Linked DNA regions of Homo sapiens: region 1 is linked to region 2. Evidence: read pairs that join two places in POLR2A ChIA-PET (ENCODE). Cell type or tissue: OCI-LY7. All regions are shown on one strand. Each heading gives the region's core, and the rest is flanking DNA. Links, peaks and the distances in the headings are about the cores only. Region 1 overlaps CDHR3 (cadherin related family member 3). Region 2 holds the start of PRKAR2B (protein kinase cAMP-dependent type II regulatory subunit beta).

Region 1 (7,075 bases), core at 3,095-5,594, 1.0 Mb before region 2:
CTGGGCTTAAGCGATTCTCGTGCCTCAGCCTCTCAAGTAGCTGGGATTGCAAGTGTGCACCACCGTGCGCAGCTAATTTTTGTATTTTTAGTAGAGACGGGTTTCTCCATGTTGGCCAGGCTGGTCTCGAACTCCTGACCTCAAGTAATCCACTCGCCTCAGCCTCTCAAAGTGCTAGGATTATAGGCGTGAGCCACTGCACCCAGCCCCATATTTTTTTGAGGCCCAAGTTTGCGGGTGACTGACAAAAGCACTAAAGTTGTTGGCCAGATATTAGAATGTCTGGTGGACCCACAAAGCCACTTTGTGGGACAAGGTTCCTCTTGTGGCCCTGTAAATCTTGCTTTGCCTTCACTGAAGGCTGTTGGTGAAATGCACACTTCCTAGAAGTTGAGTGTGGTTTTGGAGTTATGCATTTCCTCCCCAGGAGCAGTTATGCCGTGTTCCTACCCTGCCTCTATGCATACCAGATGGGGTAGATCTTAAAACGATGCTGTGCTGCTATCTTGCTTCCCAACCTTTGAGGCTGAGAATGTTGTTACAGGCAGATTCTGAGTCAGAGGGTCTGGGGCCTGAGATTCTGCATTTCTGACGTGCTTCCAAGTGGGGCGGCGCTGCTGGTCCCCTGCCACACCTCGAGTTGCAGGGACCTAATAGGTCCATGTTGTCAGTGGTTTGGATTATCCAAGGGCAACATGATAGCCACAAAGACCAAACTATTCCCTGGTCCTTCCCATTAGTAAAGTAAAAAAGCGTGAAGGCAAAATGAACTCTCAGTTAGCAGCAGGCAGCCATAGACAAAGATTGGTTCAGAGTCAGGAGACCGAGTTCATTTTTCAACTTTGATCCCAATTTTCCGAGGGAGTCTGAGCAATGCTTATCTCCGTGTCCATATTTCTCTATCTCTTAAACGGAGAGTCACCTGATAACCCCAATGCCTGAATAGTCCGCTTCCTCCGATAACTTGCTTTGAATTAATGGGATGATGTTTTTAATGATGTGCAAGGTTTGGCATTGCTACCCAAGGAAAGTTGGAGATAATTGCAGTGTTTGTTAGGCTGTTTTTTTTTTTTTTTAAAGAAAATGAATGGACTCCACTCTGGGGGCTAACTAGAGTGAACATTTCAATTTATTCCCGGGCTCAGAAATAGCTGAAATCCCAAATTTCAAAGGTAGTATGAATATGACTCAAAATTCATAAGCTTTTTAAAAGGGGTGATGAACTAAACGATCACACAAGTCCCTTTCAGGGCTGACATTCTATGATTCTGTGCTGGCAGGCATCCCAGGCTATATTCCAATTTACCAGGCATAAAAGACAGCGATGAAAGAGAATAGGCTGGCCCCTGCTTATGGCAGGTTAGCTCTAGGGCTTAGTACAGTGCTAATAGCCCAGGTTACAGATGAGATCCCAGCTTAACCAGGCCTGCTTGTTCTGTCCCAGTGAGTCTTAGCCCTGGCTGCATATTAGAATCAGCTAGGGAACATCAATGAGGGCCCTGACCCCCACCCTCCAATCTATTGGTTCTGAAGTGGGCCCAAGAAAGCAGAGCCAGGGCTGAGAACCATTTCTGCATATGCCAGAGTTAAAGAAGTTCCATTTACAAGGGGCAGCAGGCAAGGTGGCACATGGAGACACCGTAAATCCACACCTTCCTGGAAAAACAACTCGGTGTCATCTGCAGGTGAGCCTATGTGTCCAGGTGCATGTGTGTGTGTGTGGGGGGGGGGCAAGGTATACATACACTAAATGTGCACACACACATGCATATGGTGTAGAAGTTAATAGCATAGGATTTGGAGTAGGACAGACCTGAATTCAAATCCCAACTCTGCCATTCACTAGCTGAATGATCTTAGATCAATTACCTAGTCTCTCTAAACTTCCATTTTCTCACCATAAAATGGGAATAATCATGTTAGCTATCTCATGTGAGTTTAAATGAGCTAATTTATGAAAAGTGCTTAGCCTGAAAACTGCCTACACACAGTAAGCACTCAATGAGTTTTAGCTATTGAGAATGACCACCTTCTTGCTACTCTAGGTTACTGTGAACATCCTTGAAGAAAATGATGAAAAGCCAATTTGTACTCCAAACTCTTATTTCCTGGCCCTCCCAGTGGATCTGAAAGTTGGCACAAATATTCAGAATTTCAAGCTGACATGTACCGACCTTGATTCCAGCCCCAGATCTTTCCGTTATTCCATTGGCCCAGGTATAGTACTTGGTGTCGACAATCCTGGCCCTGTCTCTGAGGACCCTGAAGTTGTCTAGGGTAGGGGTCTGTGCTCACACACTGATCTGGGCAAAGTGGGATGGGAGTTGGGAGGGCATTATTTTTTTGAGATAGGGTCTTGCTATGCTGCCTAGGCTAGTTTTGAACCCCTGGGCTCAAGTAATCCTCCTGCTCAGCCTCCCAAGTAGCTGAGACTACAGGCATGCCTCATTGCACCCAGCTTGCTGGGGAAGTATTTGAATGAGGAAAGCAGAGACACAAAATCTAGCAGCCCCTATGCTTCCTGGCACTCCTCTCAGTTTCCCCTTCTTGTCTTACTCCTCCCAGACCCCATACGTGACTGCCCAAAGGCCCAAGAAAAGGGTGAACCCCCCAATTCCTGACTACAGTATGAGTCATAAAGCATATTAGTGTTGTTAGAAAAAATGCAGTCCAACTTTTCGACCACCTCTTTTCCTGAAAGCTGGTAGTGGGGGCAGGGAATCCCAGTCCTCTCTCTGGATAATAATAGATTAAATAGATTAAGTGCGTTTTGAAACGTGTCCTCAGGAATTCTCTTCTGCTCCATTCATCTTCTGTCTTTAAAAATATACCATCGTAGGGAAAAAAGAGCACCCCTCAATGGAAATTAGACCAAAATAGCTCATCTAATGAAGTGCTGGGGCCAGAGATTTAAACCCAAACAAGCAGAACAATTCCACGTGAGAGAGTAAAAATCCATCCCTGCTGCCTGCTGTGCCCTTGGCCGAGCAGGAACTTGAACAGTAGGAAGCCTCTCGAGCTGGCTGTGTCACAAAACCCAGGGGCAGAAACTGCCTCGAGACTGCAGTTGCCGAAGATGGAAACAATCCATACTGAGAGCCCTAAGGCCTTTATGGAGCATTTTGCTGTTAAGGGAGCAAAAATTGCATCATCTCCTGCTCCATTTACTGGTGTTCAGTCGGTAATGAGTCTGGAGCCAGTGGAGGAATGAGCGGGCATGTGCTTGGGCTGGCAGCCTCTCTGCCCCAGGCTCCCTGAGCTGAGCCATGAGCCCCAGCAGAGCTGTGTGTGTGTTTGGGGGTGTGATGGGGTGGGTTCAGGAGGACCTGGGACTGCAATTCCCGCAAAGCCAGGAGGCACCTTCCTTTGGAGGACTCCAGGGACAGCCATAACCAGTGTGACCCACTGGGTCCTGTGAAAAGCATGCAGTGAACTTGGCCTATGGCTAGGGATGTGACCTATTCTACCCTCTTGAAACCCACTCATTTGTTTGAGTGTGAATTACACGTGTTGTTACCAAATAATTGCCGGATGAGAAATCAGAAGGGGCTGCACCAGGGTTACAAAGTCTCTGCTTAATACTCAGCAAGATGGCACCTAGGCTAAGGGTGTTGTACTATTGTCCTTTTCTACTCAGCCTTGTTTGCAGCCACACTGGTTGTGAGCAAGAGTTTCTTTGTACTAATGCCATCTCTGGTGCAGTTAAAGCCTGTAGCATATAACTAATCCAGCTCTGGTGTATCAGAGACACAGTCTACACTTGAGGTGTGGACATTTGAGAAAAAGATTGAATGCAGTTTTCTTCTAAACCTTTATTTCTTACTCTCTTTTCTTCCTTTTACCAACACCCCTGCATCAAATCTCATTTAGGTAACGTCAACAATCATTTCACCTTCTCTCCCAATGCTGGTTCCAATGTCACACGCCTGCTGCTTACATCTCGCTTTGACTATGCTGGTGGGTTTGATAAGATCTGGGACTACAAGCTACTTGTCTACGTAACTGATGACAACTTGATGTCTGACAGGAAGAAAGCGGAGGCTCTTGTTGAGACAGGAACAGTGACACTGAGTATTAAAGTCATTCCCCACCCAACCACTATCATCACCACGACCCCCAGGGTAAGGGCTTTAGGACCTGGAATCCCCAGGCACATTCCCTTGTGAGTTATGTTGATGGACTTCTTTCCCCGGCCTGGAGGTATGTGGGGTGGACTGAAGAGTTGAGGTATTAGGATGTTGCCAAAAATGGCAACCATGGGCTGGACTGGAGTAGCTGCAGGGTGGCAAAAATCTGGTGAGACCTCAGACTCATAACCGCTAACTCAACCACTAACATTTCCTGTTCTGGTAGAGAAGAGTGTGTTGTTTGTGCAGAGACTTGTGAGAGATCAGACCTCAACCATCTGTGTGGCTTGTGGCACAGGAGCTGATTTCCATGGGCATGCTGCCAGTTGCTACCTTCACAACCCCTCTCTGCTTGTTCAGAAGAGTCTTTGCAAGTCAATATCCATGAAATTAGGTTGCTTGCTTACTGCTGGGTGCTCTTTCCCACATCTTTTGAAGAATCACCAGGTACCAATCTGTACCCTACACCCCACCTCCGCTCCAAAAAAATTCATCCAATCTACAAATATCGATTTAATGCCTATAGTGTGCCAGTCACTTTAGCAAACAAGCCAAAAATGATCCCTGCTCTCAGAAAGCTTATTGTATAGGCGAGTGATTCTCTAAGTGCGGTCCCTAGACCATCAGAATCAGCACCACCTGGAAACTGGTTGGAAATGCAAATTCTCAGGCCCAGCCTAGATTATTAAAGTTATAGGTTACCCAACCATGATCATCACCATGACCTCCAGGGAAGGATGCTGGAACCTGGAATCCCCAACTCTATCCCCTAACCTAATGAATCCGAAGCTCTGGAGGTGGGGTCCAGTGAGCTGTGTTTTCAATCAGCCTTTCAGGGAATTCTAATGTGCATTAAAGTCTGAGAGCCACTGATCTAGAGGGGGAGATAGATTACAAACAAGTATTCAAATTGACAAAGTAAATACAGACTGTGGGAAAGGGTAGGAAGAAAATGACCAGGTGCTATCACAGAATTGGCCTGGAGAAGGAAGGGAGAGCCTTGAATCTGACAACAGGATTATCTTCCCTGCCCCTTGGAGGAACTGGCTTGCATCTATGCTGACTCATCTGTCCCCTTTCTTCCTCCTCCTCTTCCTCCTCCTCCTCCTCCTCCTAGTAGAAGCTGCACCCCTGGTCAGCAGCCTGATACCTGCAGCATGCCAGAAGGAAGATAATCAGAACCTTAGAGAACCCACTATGGAGGTGGCCAGCTTCTTCTCAGAGTCTTGCCAGGAGCTGGTTCATGCTTCTCTCTCCCATGCTCGAGTCAATATGACCCCAGTGAATGGAGGCATATGGCAACCCTAGGACTTTCCTTGTGGGAGGAGCTGGTAGGCTCTCCTGAGTGAGGAGTTCCCACCTTTCTTGGGCTCAGAGCATGACCTGATTGTGACATCTCCAATCCTGAAACCTCCGTAACTTGTTTGTTATCTGTCTCCAGCTCTAGGAAGCAGATGCTGAACTTGAGGCTTTGCTGTGATATCAGCCCACTGCTCTGGCAGTGGCAGCTTGTAGTTGAGAAAACACTGAAAAGCCTACAAGGCATTTAAAAAAACAACTTTCGTGGCTTATGCTGTCTCGGTGAGAGACAATGGCTATATTCGTCCCTGGGTTATGCCCAGATATGGCAGAAAAAAAGCCAATGGAGTTTTTTTTAGCTTTGGGGAAGGGGAAGACAGAGAATAAAATAAGGCCTAGAGTTGTTTTTCAGTTCCCTAAAATTTCTGGGTTTTGATCTAATGGATGTCTGCAAAGACTATAAATAAGGTGATGGGTTGAAGCAGCAAGAACTGTGAGCACACAGATGTCCAACTTATAGAGCAATAACAATAACAAAGAGTGGAATAAACACTCAACACGAGAGAGTGCTGAATGTCAAAATCACTACCACCCTCTACTCACCCTCCCTGCTCTCTGTTGTTCAAGCCCAGGGTCACCTATCAGGTCCTGAGGAAAAACGTTTACTCTCCATCTGCATGGTACGTGCCGTTTGTCATCACTTTGGGCTCCATATTGCTTCTGGGTCTCCTCGTGTACCTGGTCGTCCTATTGGCCAAAGCCATCCACAGACACTGCCCCTGCAAGACTGGGAAGAACAAGGAACCTCTGTAAGTTGCCAGTGGGCTGGGCCCTCTTCCCCACCTCCTTTAGGACACTGTTTCTGGTGACATCAGGAGAAGGAAAAATGGAGAATCAGGATTTCTCTACAAGGCAGGTTGCCTGGAGTGAAGGCAGGAAAAGGAGATACGGGGGAAGGAATCCCAGCTCCCCTCGGTCCTGGTGCACTTTCTTTGTCACCTGCTAGGCCAGGAAACCATCCTTTTGGCTTTCCCTGGCAACCTACTCTGTCCTTGAGGCTCTTAATAAGACTGGGGCATCAACCTTCTGATGACCTTGCCCTGGATAAAATCTTCAGCAAAGCCCTGTTGTAAATAGCGATAGAATATGCCGTGCTCTTATTTGTAGAATATTTAAAGGATAGTATGGAATTAAGGCAAGCACACAAAACCAATAAGGGAATTAAGCTTTTGTCTCCAGTGACTCAGCCGGGTTTTTGTGTGACCAAATAATTCTTGGTGTTTTGCTTGTGGTCTCAGTCTCTCACTCTTAAGGGTTGTAAACGCAGGCCTGTTTTCTCTTTTTCCAGTTTTCAGCTGCCCACTAATATGCCTCTTATTGTGCCAATCTGTGATGTGTCTTTTACTGGCTAAAGTGAGGTAGTAGAGTGACGTGAAGAGAGCACCAAAGAATCACAAACTTCTCCCAGAGCCAAGCTCCTTGATTCTCAGTAGCTCTTACAACTTACAGCTTAGATGGTTCTGAGCCTGAGTTTTGGAGTTAGATGGGCCTGAGCTCAAGTCTTAGCTCTACCATTTTCTTGGAATATGGCTTTGAGCAAGTGACCACCTCTGTGAACTTGAATTTTCTTATTTGTAAAATTAATCAAC
Region 2 (16,296 bases), core at 5,187-7,686:
AAAGGAAAGTTTCAAAATAATAAGCGCCTCATCCTGCACTATCCTATTTAAAAGAGATCAACTAACTTTGATAGGTGCCTCTCAATAAATGGTGCCTTTGTCTCAATAAATAGTAAATGCGTGGAGTGCACAACGGAATAGCATCAGTAAGACGAAACATAATAAACAGGATGGATCGGGAAAGGCTGGATAAAATGTGGGGAAGAAAAAGAAAGACGTCACAAAGATGGGGTAGCATTTCTTTGTCCAAAAGAGAACCAGTACCACCATAAGACTTTAAACAAAGGACATTAGCAACACTTATCATGCAACTAGATTCTAGAAGGAAAATAAAATGCCACTACTAAGGTGGAGGCTGAAGTTTCAAGACAAATCTCCTGGCACCACCTCTGCGGGGGTTCACCATGGCGAATGACGCCTGGGAAGCGGGGCGAGTGGCCAGCCCGCTCCTGGACGCGCGGACAGGTGGACACGAAGGCGGCCTCGCTGGGCCTCCCTCCGCCTCTCCCGGCCCGGGCGCGCAGCCCTGCGGTGGTCTGACAGGCGGGTGCGCGGCGCCAGCCAGCGGAGGTTGCCATGGTTTCCGGGGGTCACGTGGGCGCGCTCTCCTGCGCCCCCTCCCGCGCACCGCGGCGGGGCGGGGGCGGGGCGCCCGGGCGGGGGAGAGGCGCGGCCGCGGCTGGAGCGGGAGGAGCAGGAGATGCTGCCAGCCCTCCCGGGGCCGCGCTCGCTCAGCCGCCGCCACCACACGGAGCAGACGCGCGCCGGGAGCCGCGGGCCGGGCCAGCCGGGCCGCCGGGGCCCAGTGCGCCGCGCTCGCAGCCGGTAGCGCGCCAGCGCCGTAGGCGCTCGCTCGGCAGCCGCGGGGCCCTAGGCCGTGCCGGGGAGGGGGCGAGGGCGGCGCCCAGGCGCCTGCCGCCCCGGAGGCAGGATGAGCATCGAGATCCCGGCGGGACTGACGGAGCTGCTGCAGGGCTTCACGGTGGAGGTGCTGAGGCACCAGCCCGCGGACCTGCTGGAGTTCGCGCTGCAGCACTTCACCCGCCTGCAGCAGGAGAACGAGCGCAAAGGCACCGCGCGCTTCGGCCATGAGGGCAGGACCTGGGGGGACCTGGGCGCCGCTGCCGGGGGCGGCACCCCCAGCAAGGGGGTCAACTTCGCCGAGGAGCCCATGCAGTCCGACTCCGAGGACGGGGAGGAGGAGGAGGCGGCGCCCGCGGACGCAGGGGCGTTCAATGGTGAGGACCAGACCCCCCACTTCGCGCCCCCGGATCCCCTCGCTGCCCCCCACCGCTCCCCGCTGTGCTCTCGGATCTTGCCGCTTTGCGCACCCACCTCTCCCCGCATTCTCCACCTTTCCCTACCTTCCCATCTCGCCCACCCCCTCAGCATCCATTTCTGTCTCTCCCACTCGCCCACCTTCCTACTCCGCTCTCTGTCATACCCTCTTCCCTTCCTCTAGAGGTGGGAGAGCTGGGATGTTACGCTTCCCTCTTACCCTTTGCCCCCTCTGCCTGGGCCGGTTGGGGTGGGCATCTGCTAGAAAGACAACTTTCGCTGTGGTTGGAGGTATTTCGCTTAGAGGATACCATTGTGCATAAAGAAACTGGCCCGCTTGGCGTCTTCTTTCAGCCCTTGTATTTATTAATGGAATGTCGAAAGAGAAAAGGAGAACCGTGTTTAATATGATTGGCTTTACTGTTGTTAGGACGGTAGATTCGCTAAAAGAAGCATGAAATTGGACTCACTGGGGCAGAACAAAATTTATGGCCAGTAGCTCTGACATTCTTGGAAATAAGAGTTATCTATTATTTTCCAATTTACCAATACCGTGTTGTGTTATTTTTGGACACGTAACAAAGGATTCTATTTAGTCTGAAACCCACGGGGGTCTTTGGAACGAGGAAATGGGTTAATGGTTTGCTTTTTATATAAAAGACATATTGAATGATTTGGTGCTTTATTTTTTTAAAAGTGTATGAGAAAAACACTGTAGGAAGTTCTGAAAGCTTGTTGGTTGTCTTTAGAATGAAAAGCCAGTGAGTAATTGTAAGGATTGTGCCAGACAGTAGAGCTAGAAAGAATGAATGGGAAAGAAAAAGGAATTTTCTCAAATAGCTGCTCCTGGCAAGTCCCACCCCTTCTGCTTACAACCCTCTTTCCCTAACACACCCAGACACACACCCTCATTTACAGCCCCTTGTATTACACAACATGCCCAAATCTCATTTTTATGGCAACCCAAGCTAAAATACCATGGAGTGCAGTGTGCAAGTGTTTTCTCTTTGTGGTGTAAGGCAAACATGCATGCAGCATTGCACCAGCTTTTATTTATTTACACTGCTTGTGGTTTGTGTGTCCGCAGTGTATTTCATAAAATGAAAACATTTAAAAGTGTCATTTCATTTCCTTGTGTATGCTCCTAGGAAGATGTTTCTTTTCTTTGCAGGATTACATGTTGAAATGGATTATAAAATTAGTGTATTTTTAGTTTCTCCAAAAGAATCCCAGAAACCCTGGAAATTAGTGCGCTGTGAAGATAAAAGTGAAGCTTGTTACTTACAATTTTAATTTTGGACTTCTAAATGTTTCCCCAAGAGGATAAACATAGTCTTAATAATTCTTTTTGCACAAGAATCGAATCAAAAGCTTTTCCTACCAGAAACGAGAAAGAGAAAAGAATGCATGTTTTAAATAGGTAAGAAGCAGCAGCCAGTAACGGATGACAGAAAGGGCAGAGATATCTAATACTTCTTTTATGCTCCTGACATGTTCGTGCACACACACAAAGGGGAAAAAAAGGACTCTTTTCCCAGGTTGGAGAAAACTAGGAACTAAGGGGCTTGGTAAAGACCATATATATATATATATTCTGTATGATATGTTGTTAATATAATCAAAATATTTTGTTTGTATAATGCATTTGTTGAAGTACTTTGCATTGATGATTGCATTTTCTCCTTATAACAATATATTGCGCACAGAAAAGATTCCATTTTCATTTTGTAGTGAAGAAATAAGCCGTTAACTTCTGAACAGCAGGGGTCATTTTATATGGCTTTATATTCTCCAAGGCACCTTTGCTGTAAAAATTGCTCAGTGTGACTTAAACAAGTTAAACTTGTTAAACAATTGCACTATTTACTCCCTAGCCTCACCCCCAAGGACTTTAAAACTTTTTGACTGCAACCAAATACAATTTGATCATTATCCAGGAGGCACATACATCTGTATAACAGAAACTTTGGCAATAGTACAGGTACTTCCTTCTGTCAGATGCAGTGCTTTTTGATATTTCCTATTTGAATCAGTTATTTCTCCCTATTTTAAATTGTATTGAGACCTCCAGTTGAAAAACATTTAATTATAGGCTACAAAGTGATTGGCAAGGTTTCTTGTAAAGGGCCGGTTAGTAAGTGTTTTAGACTTAGGGCAACATGTGGTCTTGATCACTTCTTCTTCAGTTTTTTTTTTTAAACACATACACCTTCTGAGGGTTGCGGTTGTACAAAATTAGCTGCAGATCAAGGCCATAGCTTGCCGACCCCTGGTTAGAAGAAAAAAAAAAAAGTCAAAATAGTACCATTGGGGGAAAAAACAGGAGTGATCCTAAAAAGTATGAGCCTATCAGTTTGACATCTATGTCCAGAAATGTGTCTCATTAGAAAAGAACCCCAGATACTGGGCAATTCTGGCATAGTAAAGAATAAGGATTGGAAAACAAGTCTTAATTTACTATGACACAGCACAAGACCTGCTGGGTCAGTAATTCTGAAATTTTCATAGATATCTCAAGGAAGTTTGATTCAGAAATGACCATTACCCTGTACCATTTTTGGAGAGCTTTTTTAAATAGGTTGAGATGGGACATGATATCCTTTTCTTCCCCCTCAGTAGACATCCCACCCAGGTCATTCTGATATCAATAGTTCCATGACTGTACTTTGGAAAACATTAACAGATAGTGATAATACTATATTCTTCTTAACATTTAAAACATAATTGCCGTTAGTTGACAATTGCTGTGTGCTGTCTAAATGCTTTAATTTTTTTGTCTCAGCTTTATGAGAACGATAAGGCCATCACTTGCCCAGTGTTTCACGTGAGCTGCAAAATCAAGATTGGGATACAGGTGGACCTGGCTTCATCCCTGTGCTCTTGACTGCCCGATTCTATCTCCAGATGGGGCTGGGGCTAGCATAACCTGAGTATCCCTTATATGTCAAGCTCTATTTGGGACCCTTAATGTGTTTTATTGTTAAAGCTCTGAAAAATTAACTTGTCCAAGGTCACACATAAAACGAGTAAGTAGGGAAGCCTGATTTCTTACTCTTATGTATCTAACCTTGAAGCCCAGGATGATCAGGGAGTTCTTAAATGGAATTTGTTCTGTGGGCTGACTCACAAGTCAGGTTTTCCTGTTTTTTTTTCTTTTAGTAATGCTGATGGATTTGCATTGTTGGTTCATATCCTCTCTTGTGAATGTCTTTAACGTAAGTGATGGTATTTATGAGAGGTTGGAGTTAAAAGGCAAGTTTTTGACCATGCAACTTGTGCCCATTGACAAACGTAGGACAAACGTAGGGATCAAGCATGTGACCTTGACCTTATAATGTGGTGGTTTAATCAAATAAGCCAGGCACCTGCAGTTAGCTGGAAAAAATGTTGTCTGGCCAGGGGTCGGTGATTTTTGAGGGTCAGGTGGTGTGGCTGTAGGTGGCGCTAGAGCAAACAGTCAGATGGGTGAAGGTCATCTTCTTTCCTACCTTTCCAAAGGATCCCTTCCTCTTCTAATAGCTTTCTTTTCCCTCTCCTATTCTCTTCCAGTCTTATAAATTCTAATTGTTACTTTCCATTTGCTATCAATTCTGGTCGAAAGAGCAAGCTTTAGATGTTAGAATGATAGTGGCTTATGGTGACCCTTTCTAGGGAAACTCTCAAAGGCCAGAAAGAAGCCATAATGGAAACCTCTTGGCATCTACTCTGTCTCCCTCTTCCCCGTCCTAGAGAAAGCAAATACAGTTTGACATGTCATGTCTGAAAGGGTAGCATCCCTAGGCCTTGAATTTCTTAGAAGGTTTACGGTAGGCTATAGCATTGCATCAGTACTAGTTTGGAGTAAAATCTGTGGTAATTCATGATTTTATATAGGCATCATCAAGAGATCTTGTGTTGCCCCATAATTTCTTCAGTGGAATTGCTGAAACAAAAAATGAAGTAAATACCATTCAGATTACTCTGATAAATGGACAAGTGGTCAGAAACAAAATTAACTACACATGGGCACATGCAGAGCAGTCAACCTGGGAGAAAAAATAACTACCGTGATAGAAAATAAAGAGCTGATTTTCTGAGTTATAGAAGAAAAAGATCTAGAGTTCAAAGTAGATACACATACCAAAAATATAGACTCATACCCCATAAGACAAGCATATCAAAAGTAATAAATAGAAATTTACCATGTAATAACTGTGGCTTAATCCTCTTAACTCTGTCCCATGTCCAGTCTTGTTGGAATCTTACCTACCTTTTGGTTTTTACAGTTCAAAGGGAATTTGGAGAATTTACAAAACATCCTTAAGGTCAAGCAAAATATTGTAAAGTTTATATCATTGATATAAAATCTTACAGAGTTATATACTTTTTTTTTTGCAGAATAGCAATTTCATTGTGTTTTATGGAAATGAATCCAGTATTGCACTTCTTGGCGAGGTGAAGCAGGGAATGAGCTTATGTGGCAGTTTTACTTAGGATTTAATGTTATACAGTAATAAAATCCATATCTTTTCAGCTCATAATTTGTAGCTAAGAGCTCCAGGATTTTGTAATTAATGAGACTTTATAGTTTTTGGCTATTAGAGATTTACATGGTGGTTTTAAATCCTCCTGAAATGGATTAAATCATTCATGACAATGGCTAAAATATTGAAGCCATTATTTTAGTTATGAGCATAAAACAATAGTGTCAGAAAAGATAATAAAAATTATTTTGAGTTAGAGATAGTGATTGTGATTTTCAAAGCAGAAGTTAAGAACATTATTCATTTTACTAGTAATAGTAGGTGGATTGCTTTAGGGGTTGAAATTGGGAAACCAAAAAACCCCTTCTCTTACCATCTATTACTTTGGGCTTTGGAAGAAGGGTGGTAGAGGGAGAAAGATAATGAAGTCAGAAGGGAAAGGGGGAGGGAGAGAGCAAGAGAGAAGTAAAACCAGTTGTGAAGGCTTGCTTGAGTAACTTACACTTTGAAGACATACAATGGAAACACCTAAACAGAAATTGAAGCATTAGTACTTTAATTTTTCTATCAAAAACCAAACCATTTAGCTATTATTTTAGATAAGACAGTTACCAGCTTTTTTTTTTTTTTTTTTTTTTTTTTTTTGTGGATGCACATAAATTGATGTGCTGTGTCTGGGTAGAACAGGAGTGAATATTGAATGGTTATTTTATTGTTGCAAATCTCATTCCATGGATTCCAGTAAATTTCCAGCCGTCAAGATTTTGTTAACAGCTATGTTGAAAAACAATTGTGTTTCTTTTTCAGTTGTGCAAATACAAACAGGGGACCTATGAATCCATCAATTTGGGGTTTATTTTTGACCCATTAAGAAAATCGTTTGTCAGTAGTAGTAGTAATAAAGTCCTACAGTGGAGGTTGGGGAATGATGGAATATTTTAAGGTGAGAGATTCAGTGAAGAAGACTGAAGTGACTAACTGCAGGGTCTACTTTAGAAGTGTGGAGAATCACAGAAAGTGCTGAGATCTGGGATGGCCTATTAGAAACAATGTGTGAAACTTGGAAGGTAGGATAGTTCTTATTTTAAGAAAAAAGAAATGATTCGTCTTACATTTACTCTCTTTAGACTTCATTTTTTTCTGTTTTTGTTTGTTTTTTGGTAGAGATGGGTCTTCCTTTCTTGCCCAGGCTGGTCTTGAACTCCTGGCTTCAAGCAGTCCTTTTGCCTCAGCTTCCGAAAGTGTTGGAATTAGAGGCGTGAGCCACTGCTCCCTGCCTAGACTTAAGACACCATCCTTTTGTCAGAGATGGCCTCATAGATAGTATGTATGATCAATTTTGTTAATAGATGGGGCAGGTGAGAGACAGAGAAGTTCCTTATCCAAATTTGGTAGGTTTTGGCCTTATAAATTTGAGTTTGTTCATACAACTGTTGCCAACATTTTGTGCGCTATTTATATTAACTTACATCATATGAATTTTTTCTGTCTTCCATCAAGTTGATTGATAAGGTTTAAAAGGATGGGCTAAAGAAAAGTACTTTTGTCTTCAGAATTTCCAGGTTTTTTTGTTCTTTGATTCTTTTTCAATGAAGTGAAATCTAATATTAGACTATATTTTCCTATCACTTGCTTAAGAAGAGACAATGGAAAAGAAACAAGAATGCAGTGATTTTTCTGAATTGAATGAATTGTTACTGTGTTCTTGATCCTGTTCTTGTCCTTCCTGTCTTATCTATATCATCTAGTTGTGGTTGGGACAGTCACAAAATCCTACTCTAAAAACCTCACTATGATGCTTATCATTATTTTATGAGAGCGAATTTTGTGCTTCACAAATTCAAAATGACTCAGACGGTTTCATTATGTAATTTTATGGAAAGAATTTGAGCTAAAATTTTCAGGTCATGGCTTACATGACAACAAAACAATCAAATAAGAAAATCAGAACTATAAACAGTTGGTGTAACATTTATAAATGTTTCAGCAATAGGCTCTGCCATGTGTAGCTTAATATGTTTGGAAACTAAAAAAAAAAGTCTTTCCAGTTGCTGCTGTTTAAAAATGTTTCTTAATTAAAAAAAAGACAAAAGGTCAAAATGTAAACACATGTTCCACATAAAAGTGAAGCCAAGAAGATATACTGTATACAGTTATTCCTGTATCTGTTTGACTAAGGATGACATTGTTTAATTTACATTAGCTGTTCCAAGACAAAATAGTCCATGGGAGTGATGTTGAGGGGAATTTGGGGGGTAAAAAGAGAAGGAAAAAAGCCGTTTGTTCCATTTGTTCTAATATATTTCAGTTACACCCAAAGAGCATCTTTTTCAAAGGTCATGTTGAATTAAAACATGATTCGGCTGTTTCGTTCTCATTATTATAGAAAACTAATGTCTTTTAAATGGTGTCCTTTTAGGCCGGGCACGGTGGCTCATGTCTATAATTCCCAGCACTCTGGGAGGCCGATGCGGGCGGATCACCTGAGGTCAGGAATAGGACACCAGCCTGGCCAACATGGTGAAACCCCATCTCTACTAAAAATACAAAAATTAGCTGGGCGTGGTGGCGGGCGCCTTAATCCCAGCTGCTTGGGAGGCTGAAGCAGGAGAATCGCTTGAACCCTGGAGACGGAGGTTGCAGTGAGCCGAGATTGCGCCACTGCACTCCAGCTTGGGCAACAGAGGTATACTCTGTCTCAAAAAAATAAATAAATGGTGTCCTTTTTATTTAATACTAGTTATTATTAACATTTTTGACTACTGATGTATCAGATGTGGAACAGTGCTTTACACATTGTCATCTGAACAGATGCTTTACACATATGTGATTTAGTCTTCCCCAGAGTAATTGGTGGAATCAAGGTTTGAACCTGGTAATCTGACTTCAGGGTCTTCCTCTTCAACCACGGTTTATACACTTCATTTCAGTAATTCTTTTAGCAGTAACGTGGTTGAAAATAAGCACATATCAAAAAATAAGCTACCTACTTTTCCCTCTAAAAGTTTGCAGGCTAGCCCTGCATTGATCTCTCCCTTTTACAATTTGCATTCTCTGTCTATTCAACCCAAATTAGCATTTCATGTACCTTAGAAACTCAGTACATTTGTTTATTTTATTTTATTTTGTTTTTGACAGAGTCTTGCTCTGTTGCCCAGGCTGGAGTGCAGTGGTGCCATCTTGGCTCACTGCAGCCTCTGCCTCTGGGTTCAAGTGATTCTCCTGCCTCAGCTTCCTGAGTAGCTGGGATTACAGGTGTGTGCCACCATGTCTGCCTAATTTTTGTATTTTTGGTAGAGACAAGGTTTTTCCATGTTGGCAAGGCTGGTCTGGAACTCCTGGCCTCAAGTGATCCCACCTGCCTCAGCCTCCCAAAATACTGGGATTATAGGCAAGAGCCACCACACCCAGCCTACATTTATTTATTTTAGAAATAATCACCTCATGTACTGAGCTGCTTAATTCTCTAAATTTATTTTATTATATACCTTTATTAGCAAAATATATTTGAGTGTACACCCCAATATATGTTGATAAATTTTATACATGTGACAATATATTGACTTATATGTATGATAAAGCTTCCTACAATATAAATTTTGAAAGGAGAAAGTAAAAAGCAATTCTAAGCAAGTTGTAATTTTCTCCTACATCCCAACATATAGCCTTATACACTGTTTTGGCATACATGAACCCCGTTTTGGAGACTACAGCTGTAAACAATACCACTTAAATTGATACTCTAGTAATATATAAAGTAGCCATGATCAATTTTGGTTCCCTGATTCAAGCTTCTAGATTATAAAGAGTGTGTGTGTGTGTGTGTGTGTGTGTGTGTGTGTGTGTGTGTGTCTTTTTTAAAAGACAGTCACTCGGTAAGTTAATTGACTCAACAGAAGTTGGCAGAATACAGAGGAAAATTCTATCTTATAAAAAGGAAGTAAAACTACGTTACCTGAAGGGGAAAATCCAGGCTTTTTCTTTTAAAACCTGTTTTCCTGTATATACCTTGAATTCCAATTGTATAGTGGTAATGTTTTTGGTGCAACATTTGTGGATGGGACAAAGAGAATCGTATTATAGTTTTCTGGTTAGGAATCAGTAAATTATGGAAATACCAGTCAGAATTAGAAGAAAGTCTAAAGTTTAGAATAGTTGAAAAGAAATGCAATTTCATAGAGTATTTCAGGTTATTTTGTTAGGAGAGAGATCGTTCACTATTTGCTTTCTTGTAACTTTTGAAAAATGTTTAGCATGTGCTTGGATTACCTATTAAATAAGTGTAAAAATACATGAAAGAAAGGCAATTCTTTTGTAAATATGCATTAAGTAGTAAATAAAACACAGTAGGCCGTGTGTGGTGGCTCACAGCCTGTAATCCCAGCACTTTGGGAGGCCGAGGCGGGCGAATCATGAGGTCAGGAAATCGAGACCATCCTGACTAACTTGGTGAAACCCCGTCTCTACTAAAAATACACACAAAAAAATTAGCCTGGCGTGGTGGCAGTTGCCTGTAGTCCCAGCTACTCGGGAGGCTGAGGCAGGAGAATGGCGTGAACCCGAGAGGCAGAGCTTGCAGTGAGCTGAGATCGCAGCACTGCTTGACAGAGTGAGACTCCATCTCAAAACAAAACAAAACAACAAAACAAACAAAAACCACGGTATATAGCGGCACATGACATGATTCTAAATTGATATAGCCAAATATTCTTGTCTTAAGTCATTCTCTTGGTCCTGAATTCTCACTCCCCTCTCCCTGTCTTTCTGCTAAATCTCACTCTTTTCCCAAAGGTTTAGTTTATATTTTACCCTACCAAATATTTTTGCAAGTTTCCCTCCTTGACGTTAATACTATCAATATGGTAGGATGAATATGGCCTCCATCAGTCAACTTTGCAGATGTCAAGGGTCCTCAGTCTAGGTAGGCAAGAATGTGCAGGAATATACCCTCTCTTTCTAAGTCTTTCCTGTATGTGTTGTGCTTTGCTCACAGTAGGTGTGCAAATGTTTTTTAAAATATTGAACACTGTCTAATGGTAAATGTGTATGAATGTAAAATGATTGAAAACTTCTTAGGCATGTAAATATTTTAAATAGACTTTTTTTTATTATACTTTAAGTTTTAGGGTACATGTACACAACGTGCAGGTTTGTTACATATGTATACATGTGCCATGTTGGTGTGCTACACCCATTAACTCTTCATTTAACATTAGGTATATCTCCTAATGCCATCCCTCCCCCATCCCCCAACCCCACAACAGGCCCCAGTGTGTGATGTTCCCCTTCCTGTGTCCATGTGTTCTCATTGTTCATTTCCCACCTATGAGTGAGAACATGCGGTGTTTGGTTTTTTGTCCTTGTGATAGTTTGCTGAGAATGATGGTTTCCAGCTTCATCCATGTCCCTGCAAAGGACATGAACTGATCCTTTTTTATGGCTGCATAGTATTCCATGGTGTATATGTGCCACATTTTCTTAATCCAGTCTATCATTGTTGGACATTTGGGTTGGTTCCAAGTCTTTGCTATTGTGAATAATGCCACAATAAATACATGTGTGCATGTGTCTTTATAGCAGTGTGTTTTATAATCCTTTGGGTATATACCCAGTAATGGGATGGCTGGGTCAAATGGTATTTCTAGTTCTAGATCCCTGAGGAATCTCCACACTGACTTCCACAATGGTTGAACTAGCTTACAGTCCCACCAACAGTGTAAAAGTGTTCCTATTTCTCCACATCCTCTCCAGCACCTGTTGTTTCCTGACTTTTTAATGATCGCCATTCTAACTGGTGTGAGATGGTATCTCATTGTGGTTTTGATTTGCATTTCTCTGATGGCCAGTGATGATGAGCATTTTTTCATGTGTCTTTTGGCTGCATAAATGTCTTCTTTTGAGAAGTGTCTGTTTATATCCTTTGCCCCCTTTTTGATGGGGTTGGTTGATTTTTTCTTGTAAATTTGTTTGAGTTCATTGTAGATTCTGGATATTAGCCCTTTGTCAGATGAGTAGATTGCAAAAATTTTCTCCCATTCTGTAGGTTGCCTGTTCACTCTGATGGTAGTTTCTCTTTTGCTGTGCAGAAGCTCTTTAGTTTAATTACATCTCATTTGTCAATTTTGGCTTTTGTTGCCACTGCTTTTGGTGTTTTAGACATGAAGTCCTTGCCCATGCCTATGTCCTGAATGGTATTGCCTAGGTTTTCTTCTAGGGTTTTTATGGTTTTAGGTCTAACATTTAAGTCTTTAATCCATCTTGAATTAATTTTTGTATAAGGTGTAAGGAAGGGATCCAGTTTCAGCTTCCTACATATGGCTAGCCAGTTTTTCCAGCACCATTTATTAAATAGGGAATCCTTTCCCCATTGCTTGTTTTTGTCAGGTTTGTCAAAGATCAGATAGTTGTAGATATGCGGCATTGTTTCTGAGGGCTCTGTTCTGTTCCATTGGTCTGTATCTCTGTTGTGGTACCAGTACCATGCTGTTTTGGTTACCATAGCCTTGTAGTATAGTTTGAAGTCAGGTAGCATGATGCCTCCAGCTTTGTTCTTTTGGCTTAGGATTGACTTGGCAATTTGGGCTCTTTTTTGGTTCCATATGAACTTTAAAGTAGTTGTTTCGAATTCTGTGAAGAAGGTCATTGGTAGCTTGATGGGGATGGCATTGAATCTATAAATTACCTTGGGCAGTATGGCCATTTTCACGATATTGATTCTTCCTATCCATGAGCATGGAATGTTCTTCCATTTGTTTGTATCCTCTTTTATTTCATTGAGCAGTGGTTTGTAGTTCTCCTTGAAGAGGTCCTTCACATCCCTTGTAAGTTGATTCCTAGGTATTTTATTCTCTTTGAAGCAATTGTGAATGGGAGTTCACTCATGATTTGGCTCTGTGTTTGTCTGTTATTGGTGTAAGAATGCTTGTGATTTTTTCACACTGATTTTGTATCCTGAGACTTTGCTGAAGTTGCCTGTCAGCTTAAGGACATTTTGGGCTGAGACGATGTTAAATAGACTTTTAATAATAGTCTCCTAGTAATGTTTTACATTACTGTATTTTAAGATGTTTCATAAAATATAAAAGCTTTAGCCTATCTTCAGTTCAGTCTCATAGATTTGGACTTCGTTGTATTAAAAATACAACGTGAGGCTTGGGCCTGACATTTGAACACTACAAAATGCACAGAACGCACGTGCACAGGCTTCTTTTGCCTGTAGGATTTCATATTGTAATTGAGGTGACATTCTGGCCCCCCACAAACCACTAATGCTGTATGTCATTGCATCTGCTTATGTGAACTCTGTGCTTAATCTAAAACTGATCTATTGCCCTGAACCTGCTTTGTCCATTTCCATCTTTTTGCGTTTCCTCATCATTCCTGCCACTCTGCAAGGCAAGCTGCCTTCCTCCCTCTGTTGCTTGAATTCTGCTGACCCCTCAAGACCCACTTGCTGTTTGGACTCCTCCAGTTTTTCCTCTAGCTCCAGCACAGACCTGTCTCTTTAAGATTGAAATGGACATATCCACCCGCTTACCAAATACCTTTGCTTGCATGTTCTTCAGCCACCTCCATACAATTTTATCCTAAACTGAATGTGTTCTCTCGTTCCTCAGTTCTTCTCTCCTGTACTGTGATGTCATTCTTTTTTTTTTTTCCCACTCCACTAATTTTCATAAACGTGGTCACTAGAGCTCCTTTTCCTTTGCCTCATACTTTTTAAACCTGGCAATTTGCTTTTATGGAAAAAAGCAAAAATAAACCAGATTGCTTTTAGTTGCCAAAAATTTAAGAGTAATTATGTGAAACATCTGAAATAGTGGAAGCTTTTTTAAGAGTGTGATTTCATTTTGGTATAGACTCTAGATTTGAAGCCTGACTCTGCCATTTATAACTTTTGGGAACTTGAATAAGTTACGTATTTTATGATGAGTGCCTCATTTTCCTCATCTATGAAATGGGAATAAAGATAGTACCTATCTCAGAGGGATGTTTTGAGAATTAAATGAATTAACAGTACCTGGCATACGCTAAGCATTAATGTGTGTTAAAAAAAAACACAACAAAACCAAAAGGAAACAAACAAATACAAGTTTTAGAATTCAATGAGAACACGACAGTTTAAAAAAAATGAAATTTGATTAGAAATATAAGCTAGAGATTGCTCTCAAGCCAGTATAGTAATAGTACTTTTAAAAAGTTATTAATGAAAAATATGAAAGTAAAGTCTTTAAATCTTTTAGTTAAGTGTTTCAAATTTTTAAAAACTTGCAGTTCTTTAAATCTTATGTCCTCCTTTAATTCCATTTGAAATTTGAGGTAAATAGTCCGACTTGGAAAAAAAAGTAAAAAAAAAAAAAAGATGGGATAAAGCTTTGCTTTGTTTTCATACCATCCTTTCCCCTGAGAAACAGTGTTTAACTGATAGAGTAAATAGATGTGTGTGTACACAGTCTCCAAGTTTATGGTCTTAAATTTAAGGTTTAGCAGGTAATTTTTGAACAATTTAGGAACCTGTAGGTAGAAGTATTGAAAATTGTTACTTTATTTAAATGAGGCAGATGCTTGTAGAAAAACAAAACTGTGTGCCTGAAATACAAATTAATTGGCAAACAATTAGTTGGCATTAAATTGACAGCTTGTTGCCCTTTCCTCATGTCATAATATTTATAAAAGTAAGCTCATGGTGGGACAAATTAATACATCTCCAAGTCTTACATTAGTATGTGTTTTTATTCTGAAAACTTATAATTCTGTACTTATTCAACTACAAATTGCTAATAATTTATTTTTAGAAGAAAATAAAGACAATCTTTTGAGATCTTTGTTTTTACATGAAGTTTGTTCATACGTCTTTGATTTTTTTATTTGACTGTTAACAGCAGTTTACCAGCCAAGCAATATTAGGACTTTTGATGCATAATAATTCCTTGAAATACCTTTCTTGTAATTCCTTAAATGGAATCCAAAAGGTATTTTAGTGTTTGAATTTTAACAAAAACCCGTTTGTAAAAAGAATATTTTATGAAAAATATTTTAGGAGCACATTTTACATTAAAGTACATTTTGAACTAATTTGGTTGGGCTGATAGTATCGGAGCATAGTGAGAGATTTTTATCTGCCAAAACTGAGTAGAGCAGAATTTTTTTTCTCTTTTACTTGTTGTGACGTATTTTCAATATAGAGAAAGACACAGATAAATGAGGAACACTCATATAAGCAGTCCTCTAGCTCTGACAGATTTTAACATTTTGGCACCCTTCAAGGTTTTTTATTTTTTTTCCTGGCCACGCACGGTGGCTCACGCCTGTATTCCCAGCCCTTTGGGGGAGACCAAGACGGGCAGATCACCTGAGGTCAGGAGTTCGAGACCACCCTGGCCAACATGATGAAACCCCATCTCTACTAAAAATACAAAAATTAGCCGGATGTAATGGCACATGCCTGTAATCCCAGCTTCTTGGGAGGCTGAGGCAGGAGAATCGCTTGAACCCAGGAGGCCAAGGTTGCAGTGAACTCCAGCGTGGGTGACAGAGTAAGACTCTGTCTCAAAAAAAGAAAAAAAGTTATTTTTTTTTCTTTTAAAATATACCACATGTGCAGTAGGAGGAGGCCCCTCGTGTACTCTCTCCTGTCCCATTCCATCAACTTCTCTCTCCGGAGATAACCACCACCATGATGCATTTAGTGTTTGTGTTTCTGGTATGTGGTTTTGTAGTATTACTACATAGGCATTAGGTTAGAAATTTGTATAAATTTTGCACTTATAAAAGTTTCTTTTATGTAAATTATTATCCATCAACTTGTTTTTGAGAAGGGCATTTGAGATGTTACATTGATTCATGTAGTTCTAGTTCTCTAGTTCATTTATTTTAACATTACTTCTATGTAGTATACCCTTGTATAAATATACACTTTATCCATTCTTTGGTAAATATTTTGGTTGTTCCCAATTTTTTGTTATAGTGCTGTAGTGAATGTGTGTGTGTGTGTGTGTGTGTATGTGTGTTAGGCAAATGTAGTTTTTAAAGATAGTTTTCAGTGTGTGGTCTGGATACCTCTGGGGGACCATTTCCCTCTCTTCCCAGACCTTGCAAGAGTCCATAGGATGAAAATTATAATAATACTTCTAAGATTTTCTTTGCCTTTTTTTCTCTCATGCTCTCAGCGTGATAGCTTACGGTGGAGTTTTCCAGAGGGTATATGATGTATGATATTGCGACAGATTGAATGCAGGAGCAAATACGAGAACCCAGCCATCTTCTATCATACCAGATTTGCAAAAATGTAAAACAAAGTCATTCTAAATTTTACTAAGTTTTGTTTGTTTTGGAAAATATAGTTTTTTTAATCAAAATATGTTATTAGTAACGTGTAAGTTCCTTTAAATTCATATTTTAAGTATTTATCAGTTTTAATTTATAATACAATAAATATCAATGGATATAACCATATACACAAATAATTTTTGAGAGTATATAGAGATTTTGAGATCGAAAAGTTTGTGGACTGCTGCTATAGGGTATGTACCTAAGTGTGGAAAGGTTGATTGTA

What was found. Peaks named below come from ENCODE experiments on the same cell type or tissue, not always from the same donor. Only the 100,000 strongest peaks of a DNase experiment are listed, where the experiment ranks them.
Region 1: POLR2A ChIA-PET joins it to region 2 with 21 read pairs; 1 of 35 experiments calls an interaction of 5 or more read pairs at or near these places.

Annotation. Positions count from the first base shown.
Region 1 is chr7:106,018,328-106,025,402 of GRCh38, forward strand. CDHR3 (cadherin related family member 3) reads left to right here. Exons shown (of 19, transcript NM_152750.5): 13 at 2,046-2,217; 14 at 3,871-4,121; 15 at 6,054-6,235. Among named protein-coding and RNA genes, the nearest start is that of CDHR3, 59 kb to the left of the region's middle. In OCI-LY7, for the core only: no CTCF peak of the experiment used is centred there; DNase peaks (open chromatin) are centred at 4,364 and 4,757; H3K4me3 peaks cover 1,699 bases; H3K27ac peaks cover 2,082 bases.
Region 2 is chr7:107,043,977-107,060,272 of GRCh38, forward strand. It overlaps PRKAR2B (protein kinase cAMP-dependent type II regulatory subunit beta), which reads left to right and starts at 729. Exons shown (of 11, transcript NM_002736.3): 1 at 729-1,238. The coding sequence starts at 932. RefSeq lists silencers at 482-1,041, 828-1,122. In OCI-LY7, for the core only: no CTCF peak of the experiment used is centred there; a DNase peak (open chromatin) is centred at 6,215; H3K4me3 peaks cover 1,594 bases; H3K27ac peaks cover 1,352 bases.